Regions from separate parts of the Homo sapiens genome. Here region 1 is linked to region 2. A link is an interaction called in ENCODE POLR2A ChIA-PET data of the cell type or tissue named here. Cell type or tissue: OCI-LY7. All regions are shown on one strand. Each heading gives the region's core, and the rest is flanking DNA. Links, peaks and the distances in the headings are about the cores only.

The links. ChIA-PET counts read pairs that join two places held together with the same protein. Peaks named below come from ENCODE experiments on the same cell type or tissue, not always from the same donor. Only the 100,000 strongest peaks of a DNase experiment are listed, where the experiment ranks them.
Region 1: POLR2A ChIA-PET joins it to region 2 with 5 read pairs; 3 of 35 experiments call an interaction of 5 or more read pairs at or near these places.

What each region holds. Positions count from the first base shown.
Region 1 is chr11:26,172,133-26,177,736 of GRCh38, forward strand. No RefSeq gene overlaps it. Among named protein-coding and RNA genes, the nearest start is that of ANO3-AS1, 110 kb to the right of the region's middle. In OCI-LY7, for the core only: no CTCF peak of the experiment used is centred there; no DNase peak of the experiment used is centred there.
Region 2 is chr11:25,979,384-25,984,987 of GRCh38, forward strand. No RefSeq gene overlaps it. Among named protein-coding and RNA genes, the nearest start is that of ANO3-AS1, 310 kb to the right of the region's middle. In OCI-LY7, for the core only: CTCF peaks have their summits at 2,806 and 3,015; a DNase peak (open chromatin) is centred at 2,838; H3K4me3 peaks cover 414 bases; H3K27ac peaks cover 650 bases.

The sequences.
Region 1 (5,604 bases), core at 325-5,324, 190 kb after region 2:
ATAATACTGTAAACACCTCTATGCAAATAAACTAGAAAATCTAGAAGAAATGGTTAAATTCCTGGACACATACACCCTCCCAAGGCTAAACCAGGAAGAAGTTGAATCTCTGAATAGACCAATAACAGGCTCTGAAATTGAGGCAATAATGAATACCTTAACAACCAAAAAAAGTCCAGGACCAGACGGATTCACAGCTGAATTCTACCAGAAGTACAAGGAGGAGCTGGTACCATTCCTTCTGAAACTATTCCAATCAATAGAAAAAGAGGGAATCCTCCTTAACTCATTTTATAAGGCCAGCATAATCCTGATACCAAAGCCTGGCAGAGACACAACCAAAAAAGAGAATTTTAGACCAATATCCCTGAAGAACATTGATGCAAAAATCCTCAATAAAATACTGGCAAACCGAATCTAGCAGCACATCAAAAAGCTTATCCACCATGATCAAGTGGACTTCATCCCTGGGATGCAAGGCTGGTTCAACATACACAAATCAAGAAAGGTAATCCAGCATATAAATAGAACCAAAGACAAAAACCACATGATTATCTCAATAGATGCAGAAAAGGCCTTTGACAAAATTCAACAGCCCTTCATGCTAAAAACTCTCATTAAATTAGGTATTGATGGAAAGTATCTCAAAATAATAAGAGCTATTTATGACAAACCCATAGCCAATATCATACTGAATGGGCAAAAACTGGAAGCATTCCCTTTGAAAACTGGCATAAGACAGGGATGCCCTCTCTCACCACTCCTATTCAACATAGTGTTGGAAGTTCTGGCCAGGGCAATCAGTCAGGAGAAAGAAATAAACAGTATTCAATTAGGAAAAGAGGAAGTCAAATTGTCCTTCTTTGCAGATGATATGATTGTATGTTTAGAAAACCCCATTGTCTCAGCCCAAAATCTCCTTTAACTGATAAGCAACTTCAGCAAAGTCTCAGGATACAAAATAAATGTGCAAAAATCACAAGCATTCTTATACACCAATAACAGACAGAGAACCAAATCATGAGTGAACTCCTATTCACAATTGCTTCAAAGAGAATAAAATACCTAGGAATCCAACTTACAAGGGATGTGAAGGACCTCTTCAAGGAGAACTACAAACCACTGCTCAATGAAATAAAAGAGGGCACAAACAAGTGGAAGAACATTCCATGCTCATGGGTAGGAAGAATCAATATCGTGAAAATGGCCATACTGCCCAAGGTAATTTTTAGATTCAATGCCATCCCTATCAAGTTACCAATGACTTTCTTCACAGAATTGGAAAAAAACTACTTTAAAGTTCATATGGAACCAAAAAAGAGCCCGCATTGCCAAGTCAATCCTGAGCCAAAAGAACAAAGCTGGAGGCATCATGCTACCTGACTTCAAACTACACTGCAAGGCTATAGTAACCAAAACAGCATGGTATTGTTACCAAAACAGAGGTATAGACCAATGGAACAGAACAGAGCCCTCAGAAATAATACCACACATCTACAACTATCTGATCTTTGACAAACCTGACAAAAACAAGAAATGGGGAAAGGATTCCCTATTTAATAAATGGTGCTGGGAAAACTGGCTACCCATATGTAGAAAGCTGAAACTGGATCCCTTCCTTACACCTCATATAAAAATTAATTCAAGATGGATTAAAGACTTAAATGTTGGACCTAAAACCATAAAAACCCTAGAAGAAAACCTAGGCAATACCACTCAGGACACAGGCATGGACAAGGACTTCATGTCTAAAACACCAAAAGCAATGGCAACAAAAGCCAAAATTGACAAATGGGATCTAATTAAACTGAAGAGCTTTTGCACAGCAAAAGAAACTATCATCAGAGTGAACAGGCAACCTAAAGAATGGGAGAAAATTTTTGCAATCCACTCATCTGACAAAAGTCCAATATCTAGAATCTACAAAGAACTCAAACAAACTTACAAGAAAAAACAAACAACCCCATCAAAAATGGGCAAAGGATATGAACAGACACTTCTCAAAAGAAGACATTTATGCAGCCAAAAGACACATGAAAAAATGCTCATCATCACTAGCCATCAGAGAAATGTAAATCAAAACCACACTGAGATACCATCTCCACCAGTTAGAATGGTGATCATTAAAAAGTCAGGAAACAACAGGTGCTGGAGAGGATGTAGAGAAATAGGAACACTTTTACACTGTTGGTGGGACTATAAACTGGTTCAACCATTGTGGAAGACAGTGTGATTATTCCTCAGGGATCTAGAACTAGAAATACCATTTGACCCAGCCATCCCATTACTGGGTATATACCCAAAGGATTATAAATCATGTTGCTATAAAGACACATGCACACGTATGTTTATTGTGGCACTATTCACAATAGCAAAGACTTGGAACCAACCCAAATGTCCAACAATGATAGACTGGATTAAGAAAACATGGCACATATACACCATGGAATACTATGCGGCCATAAAAAATGATGAGTTCATGTCCCTTTGTCCTTTGTAGGGACATGGATGAAGCTGGAAACTATCATTCTCAGCAAACTATCGCAAGGACAAAAAAACAAACACCTCATGTTCTCACTCATGGGTGGGAATTGAACAATGAGAACACATGGACACAGGAAGAGAAACATCACACACTGGGGCCTGTCGTGGGGTGGGGGGAGGGGGGAGGGATAGCATTAGGAGATATACCTAATGTAAATGATGAGTTAATCGGTGTAGCACACCAACATGTCACATGTATACATATGCAACAAACCTGCACATTGTGCACATACACCCTAGAACTTAAAGTATAATAAAAAAAAGGTAACTATAATAAAAAGACTTGCCTCTGCGTCTTCATTTGATATTTTTATATTCTAAAATGTTCTGTGAAAACAATTCTCATTCTGTAAAACAGAACTTTTTTCTAGTGCTCAAAACACAACCTGATTTCTTAAACAAATGATTTATGCCAGGAAAGCTACTCAATAGTAGCTTTAATTAGGTGTCACCTGTTAGTATGACTTTTCCAGTTTGCAGTGTATACACTATTTTAACTGTTCACCTAAGACATTTTATCAAATTTTCATAAATCACAAATCAAGTTAGAGCCTCTTTCTGTCCTTCCTGTCATCCCTCCATATCTATAATAACCATTTTCTCTGCTTTTCCTCTAAAACACAAATTTATTGAACCCAGGTTAAGGACTGGTATTATTCTGCATTCAGAAGCTACAAAAATGAAGAAGAAACAACCTCAGCTCTCAAATTCTTCACAGACCTACAACAGAGGCTACACAAAATTACAGAGAGAAGCGTTACAAGTTCTACAGTGGAGGCATAATCACGGGGCAGGTATGACAGAGAGAGAATCAGCTCTGCTTAATGAGTAGAGAAGGGCATCAGATGTATTATTTTTTAAAGAGCCTTTAATGGAGCCAAATGTTTATGAGTAAAGAAGTAGGATAGGATTGTTTAGATAAAAGTGTCCTCTGGAATGGAAAAATGCAACAAGTTTTTAGACTCTATGTAGGATTTAAGGCTATGAGAATACAGTGAACTACTACATAAAACTATGAATCCTGGATGGGTATAAAAACTTTATTCTGGCAATGGGGTTTGAATAATCTCCTTCTACTACTTTTTACCTAGAAAGTTCTGGGTAAAGAAAGTAAAATGAGTCATGAATGGTCTTTTTTTAATGAAGATCTTTTTTTAATGTAACATTTATTATTACCAATATAAATAAATCATTAACCATTACTTTGATTTTTTTTCAAAATTATAAATCTGGAATAAATCTCAAAACACTTATGTCAAAATATTAAAAGTGGTTGATTCTGGAAGGTGAGACTATGGACATTTAAACATTTTCTTCCTTGAACTTTTAAAAACATCTTGTAAATCATCTAAAAATACAAATTTGCCCATTCCCAAAGATAAATTATGTAATTAGAAATTTGAATGACAGATTAATGAAATTAGAATAAGGGCAGTGATTGATACCAAGTGGGAAATAAAAACAATCCTAGTACGAAAGGATGCGTTTCTGAATGAAAGCAGTGGAGTGGAAGGAGATTAAGTTTACAAACTCACTGTTATGTTATACAAGAGAAGCACTTTGCACCACGTAATTTCTTCTATTACAATCCCTTGGAGGTGTCACTTTATGTAATGACACTCATTTTTATGTTAAGATTTGTAGTTAACATTTTACAGTGTCTAAATGGAGATAATAGTACATAATAACCAAGAGTCATATATGACAATTTTAAAATAATTCCTTGATTTTCATAGGAGCCAGTCTACATGTTTAAAGGAACGTTTATGTGTGGAAGCCATAAAGCTGAAAACTAAAAGGAATCAGGCCACCTTTAAAAAATATTATTTTAGCTTCAGGGAATACATCTGCCTATTACCTGGGTATATTGCATACTGGTGGGGATTGAGTTTCTAGTGTACCCATTACTCAAATAGGGGACATTGTACCCAACAGGTAATTTCTTTTCAACCATCTTCCTCTTCCCACTTTTCAAGTTCCCAGTGTCTATTATTTTCATCTTTATGTCCACAGGTACCTATAGTTTAGCTCCCACTTATGAGAAAATATAGTATTTGATGTTCTGTTTTTGAGTTAGTTCACTTAGGATAATGACCTCTACCTCCATCCATCTTGCTGCAAAGTATTTGATTTCATTTCTTATGGCTGTGTAGTATTCCACGGTGTATATATACCATAATTACTTTAATCAGTCAACCACTGATGGACACCTAGGTTGGTTCCATGACTTTGTTACTGTGAATATAGAAGTGCGATGAACATAGGAGTGCAAGTGTCTTTTTTATGTAATGATTTCTTTTCCTATGGGTAGACACCCAGTAGTGGGATTGCTAGGTTGAATGGTGGGTTTTATTTTTGGTTATTTTAGAAATCTCCACACTGTTTTCCATACAGGTTAAACTAATTTACATTCCTACCAATCGTGTAGAAGCATGTCCTTATTTTCACATACATGCCAGCATCTGCTGGGTTTTTTTTTTAACTTTTTAATAACAGCCATTCTGACTGGTATAAAATGATATCTTAATGTGGTTTTAATTTGTGTTTCTCTGATGACTAGTGACATTGAGTATTTTTTTCATGTGTTTGTTAGTTGCTTGCATTTCTTCTTTTGAGAAATGTCTGCTCTTCTCCTTTGGCCAATGTACATAAGTCAGTAGCATTTCTATACACCAATAATGTTCAAGCTGAGAACCAAATCAATAGCTCAATCCTATTTACAAATAACCACAACAAAAACAAAAATACCTAGGAATACATTTAACTATGGAGGTGAAAGTTCTCTACAAAGAGATCTACTAAACACTGATGAAAGTAATTCTTGATGACAAAAATGAACAACGACAAAAATGAACAACAACAAAAAAACCATCCCATGCCCATAGATTGGAAAAATCAACATTGTTAAAATGACCATACTGCCCAAAGCAACCTACAGATGCAATTCAATCCCTATCAAATCACCAACATGATTTTTCACAAAATTACGAAAGAAATAATACTAAAGTTCACATGGAATCATATGGAACCAAAAAAAAAAAAAAAAAAAAAAAGCCTGAA
Region 2 (5,604 bases), core at 438-5,437:
CTGCTTCTCTTCCCTGTTAAATTAGTACCACATCCAAGGTGATTACAAATAAGCCTTTTCCCTCCTAAAAACTTCAGACCAATTCCATTGGGATTCTTTGATCTTACATGTATATTTGGGCAAAAACTCCCCAAAACTCTGTTTGTAAAAATCTGAATATGTAAATGGAGGTATTCCAATTATTGCTAAGTTTCATGTAATGAGGTGATCATATTTCCAGTGTGAGCCAAGTTCACTACAGACTATTAAACTTTTAGGAGCCCATGGGAAGAAGGTTGCCTTATAAAATACAGGACTCCTACTTACATTTGAATTCAGATAAACAATGAACGACATTTTCGTATAAGTATGACCCCAAATTATTCATTATTTATCTGATATTCAAATATAACTGGAAGTTCTGTACTTTTATTTTCTAAATCTGGCAACTCTTCCTGGGATTGCCATAGTTGATTTGGACAGAAAATAATGGAAACAGTAGACATATTGATTACATTTGGGGTAGTCAGCATGTCAGGGAGCTTTTAAAATTTATTATTTTAATGTATATATTGCTAGAGGTTCATGATGAATCTGTGTGTATGTGTTTATGTGTGTGCATAATTGAATTTGTATTTTTCAAGCCCAATGATATACAATGACTATGTACAATGGTTAGGCTGCTAGCCCAGTTATATTTGCAAGAATGAAATAACATGAAAGAAGAAATGCATATCTATGGTTTTTGACTCATTAGTGTATCATTTTTTCTTCTCAGTTTGAGCAGAAATTGAAGCTGGCTAAGCACTGCCAATAATGCAAATGAAGGCCTAATCAAAATGATAAAACGTACGCTAATCCTTGATAAGCTATCATTCTCCGTGTAAAGTGTAGTAAGCCATGTGTTCACTATTTACATCTTAACTTGAATATGTAAGGGGGTGGGCATATGGCTGTAGTTTCTGAATGTGTTTCTACATTGAGGAGATTTGAATCCTGGAAGAGATCTTATTCCTTCTCTGATGGAGAAATAAGCCAATTTTCAGAAAAAGTACTTGGAGCAAATCTTTCTGCCCCACAATATTAACACAGTTGCCCATCGTTTCCTCTGTCATAATCATCTCTGTGATACTAAAGAGGATCACTTAAGAGGAAGAATAAAGAATAACAGAGTGCAGCTCTTGAGTTTTTTGCAATATCAGAGTAGAAAGAAAACGAGCATATGTAATGTCACAAAACAAAGACAAGAAAATATCTCAAGAAGGGTTGTTTCATCTGTGTTTTCTATTGCTGAGTGGTTGATAAAAACAAGAACAGAGACGTGAACCTAATATTCGACCACATGAAAATTATTAATGACGTTAATAAAATAATAATTTGTGGAGTTGTGCTGGATGGGAGTATCAAAATTTGGCTGCAAGGGAGAGATAGAGAGGAAAATGAAACAGTATATATATTGCTATGAAAAGAAGCAGATAAATGGACAAACTGGTGATACTTGAAGAGGACATGAACAAATAAATTATTTTTTGAATTATTTTTCTATTAGTCTGTTTTCACACTGCTATAAAGATACTACCTGAGACTTGGTAACTTTTAAAGGAAAGAGGTTTAATTGACTCAGTTCCACATGGCTGGGGAGCCTCAGGAAGCTTACAATCATGGCTGAATACAAAGGAGAACAAAGTACCTTCTTCACAAGGCTGCGGGGTGGAGGTGGGGGGAAGCAGGAGACACTTATCAAACAACCAGATCTCTTGAGAACTCACTCACTATCACAAGAACAGCACAGAGTAAACTGTCCCATGATCCAATCACCTTCTGCCAGGTCCCTCTCTCAATATGTAAGGGTTACAATTTGGATTGCATTTTGAGACGAGATTTGGTTGGGGACACAGCCAAACCATATCAGCTAGCTAGATGTCTTTCTTTCTTTCGCTTATTTGTCTGTTTGTTTTGAGACAGAGTCTGTCTCTGTGGCCCAGGCTAGACTGTGGTAGTGCAATCTCGGCTCACTGCAACCTCCATCTCCCAAGCTCAAATTATCCTCTCAGCACAGCATCTCAATTAGCCAGGACCACAGGTCTGCACCACCATGCCCAGCTTTTTTTTTTTTTTTTTTTTTTTTTTGATTTTTGGTAGAGACAGGGTCTCACCATGTTACCCAGGCTGGTCTCAAACTCCTGAGCTCAAGCAATCCACCACCTCCGCCTCCCAAAGTGCTGGGGATACAGGCATGAGCCACTTCACCCGGCCCAACCATATCAGCTTTTTATTTCTAAAATGTTATGTGGGAGAATTTTTGTAGTGTGATAGGGATAAACCAGTAAATGGGAGAGATGATATTCTAAGGTAATTCAGAATAATTTCAGGATTGAAGTTCTTGATGACATTGTAAGGGATCATGTCTAGATCAGAAGCTGGGGAATGCACGGGTTGACCCTACAGAAAAGAAAATTCACCGGCAGTAATAGGGAGAATTTTGTGTACGTTCTTGAAAGAGTACATAAATGATCATTTCTATTTCCATAATGAATGTAAGTGGAGTTTGTCAGTTGAAACGGTGGTGGTCATAGAATAGGGTAGCTGGAGTGGAAATTTGACAAAAATGAACAGGTATGCACTAGTCATTTTAGAGATTAGGAAAGTCTCAATATCAGTGAAGTGTAATAGGACTATTATGCAGTGTTGAGGGTCATTTGATGTTTGCAAGTCTAGCCAGCATTTTTTTTTTTTTCACGCAGCTGTACCAGTGCCGACACAGAACAGCTGGACAGATGAGGTGAAAGGAATGTTTAAGTGAAAAAAATACATTCTCAGTTTCAGCCACAAAGTGGCAGTGTTTCCACAGTCAAGTCAATTGACCCTCATACGCCTCATAGGAAGACACGGTTTTGGGCTAGATAATCTTTAAGCTGTTTACCAGCCTTATGGTTTTGGAAAGACTTTAACAGTGTTCCATGTAATGTATTAAATATGTGAAGGAAGAAATATAGCAAAAAAGGAAAGAAGGAAGGGAGGGAGGGAAGGAAGGAGGGAGGGAATTACTCTAGAAATTATCAGCTCTATGACAAACGGCTCGAAATTAGGCACTGAAATACTATTTACTGCATTTCAAGTATTGGGATCTCTGCTGCAAAAACACATATTCTTTATCAGGGTGACCACCCATGAGAAGAGATTGTTGGCTGCAGGTGGGGGAATAAAATGGTCTCTGCTCACTGGAATGGCTTTCTCAGTTGATTTTGTGATGAGATTTGGTTTCATTAGACCTCACCTATCCCATTTCTGCTTTTATCACGTTAATTGTATAGGGGCTCTGATAGTCCTAAATATTATTTTTAAGCATTTTCTGGCTTATCTCTGAGTAATTACATGTGATAAAATGAAGAAGCTACAAAATTTCTAACCCATGATGGCTTTATATGCTGTTCAAAATTTTTTCTTCATGCTGAAATTCCCAGTTTAGAATCTATAAAATGTTTAATGAGATAGTTATTTGATAACATTTATTAAGTACTTATGATAATTAAAAACCCATAGAAATTTCAAAAAAAATACTATGTTACACAATGTTCTGGAATAAAGTAAATCTAACCAGCATTTTTTAAATAGACTTTTCTAAAATGAGAAGTGATACATTTCAAGAGGAAGATAAGATATTTTGTTGCTTTTCAGACAAGGGCTGAAGATTGCTTATTTAGAACGATTTTCAGGTTTCAAAATATACTCTTCAAAAACCGGTCTAAAATAGGAATGACACTTAGGATAGAAATAAAACAAAATATTTTCTCTGAATTAACATATGAATAATTATTATTTTTATTGAATGTTCACAAAAACATCATGAGAAAGGTACTAAGAAAGGTGAGGCACAGAAAGCAAGCAATTAAAGAAGTGATTTTGTCACTGTGCTCAATCAATCAAGCATATTATATCACTGTTGTTATAATTATCTAACTCTGATGAGTTACCAGCTGAAAGATCTTACTTAAAGCAGGTCCTTACCAGAAGAGCCCATGTTACAGATGAAGCTCCAAAGGCTATCTGCTGGAGAATTTCTCTTGCTCAGAGGTGGTCAGCCTTTTGTTCAATTCGGGCCTGCAACTGATTGGATGAGGCCCACCCACATTATGGAGGGTGATTTGCTTTGCTCAAAATCCACCGATTTAAATGTGAATCTTATCCAAAAAACAAAAAACAATCACAAAAACACCCATAATACTGTTTGACCAAATAGCTTGGCATCATGGTCCAGGCATGTTGACACCTAAAGTCGATTATCACAGTCAGTAATATCATAAATTGTGTATTTGCCCCACATTAGACCAGTCATGCTTTCTCTGAACATGAACTTCAAATCCATTGTCAATTCACGAAATCACCAGGTTTTCAGACTTTCAATGCAGAACTTCAAAACCAGGCCTGAGAACTGATACCTTGAATCTACTGAGGCCTCAGTAGGGACTTTCTTCCCTGGAGGGAATGCTCTACTCTATAGTCCATCACTCTATTTGACTCTTCACTCTGAAATGCGACCGAGCCTATTTACTCTGTAAACTGCTCTTCTCCCTCCTCCAGGTGATAAAGGCTATGTGTACTCTCTTTCCCTTCTTGCCCTGACTTCTAAGGAGCTCATAGCAAAAGCTGCGCTCTCTGGTTGTCATTTCCCTGGACCTAGACGCCATGACATCACTGTCTCTTCTACTCTTTTCTTCCTCTTTTTGGGTGGTTATATTCCTAGTGAACTTTGTTCTAACATAATTCATATGTTCTGGGTGAGTCAACTGGCATTTGAGCAAATCAGGGTAGCATAATGCCTTGGAATATTGTGCTTGGGGACATTGTCCCCAATGTCACTTGAAGACAAAGTGACATTGGTTGAGATTCTAGCTCTGTGCTTAATGGCTCTGTGATTTTACTGGTTGGTCCTCTGTTTTTCACTTATCCAACTGGAACAGAGGATGTAAAGCATCTAACTCAAGGCCTGGTGCATGATATATACTCAATAAATATTAGCTGTTTTTTTTTTTAAGCAGTTCCTTCTTGTATGTAGAGAAACATTTTGTTTGGTTGCCTTTCTTCATTCACTTACACTATTCAGATTATTGCTGATATTATTTGTAAAACACCTACAGAGGGATTAAAACCCAAGTTTATATATATTTTTGCTAGTATTGAAAAATTAAAAAATATAGGCACAACAGAAGCCGAATCAAACTTTAATACTAACATATAAAAGAAGATGCCTAGGGCACATTGACCTACATTGATTGAATTTTATCATAAACAATTGAACTTTTCTGGTATTGTTTTTGAAAAATGAGAAATTTCATTAACAAGTCCATTTAAATGTGTCCTACATTATTCTGTGATGTGCCAAGAAAAATATTAAATATTAATTTTTATTTCAACTAATGGCATGCATTTATTAACAGTAAATCACTCAAACCTAGAAATTAGGAAATCCCCATGTATTCAGGTTCACCAAAAAATAAATAAAACAAAATAAAATAAAGTAATGATAGATCTAACCAGTTCTACTTTGGGTTGGATGCATGTCCACAGAATTGTAAAGCTGCTTCACTCAAAATTACCTGAATGAATTAAGCTGAAACTTTGCTC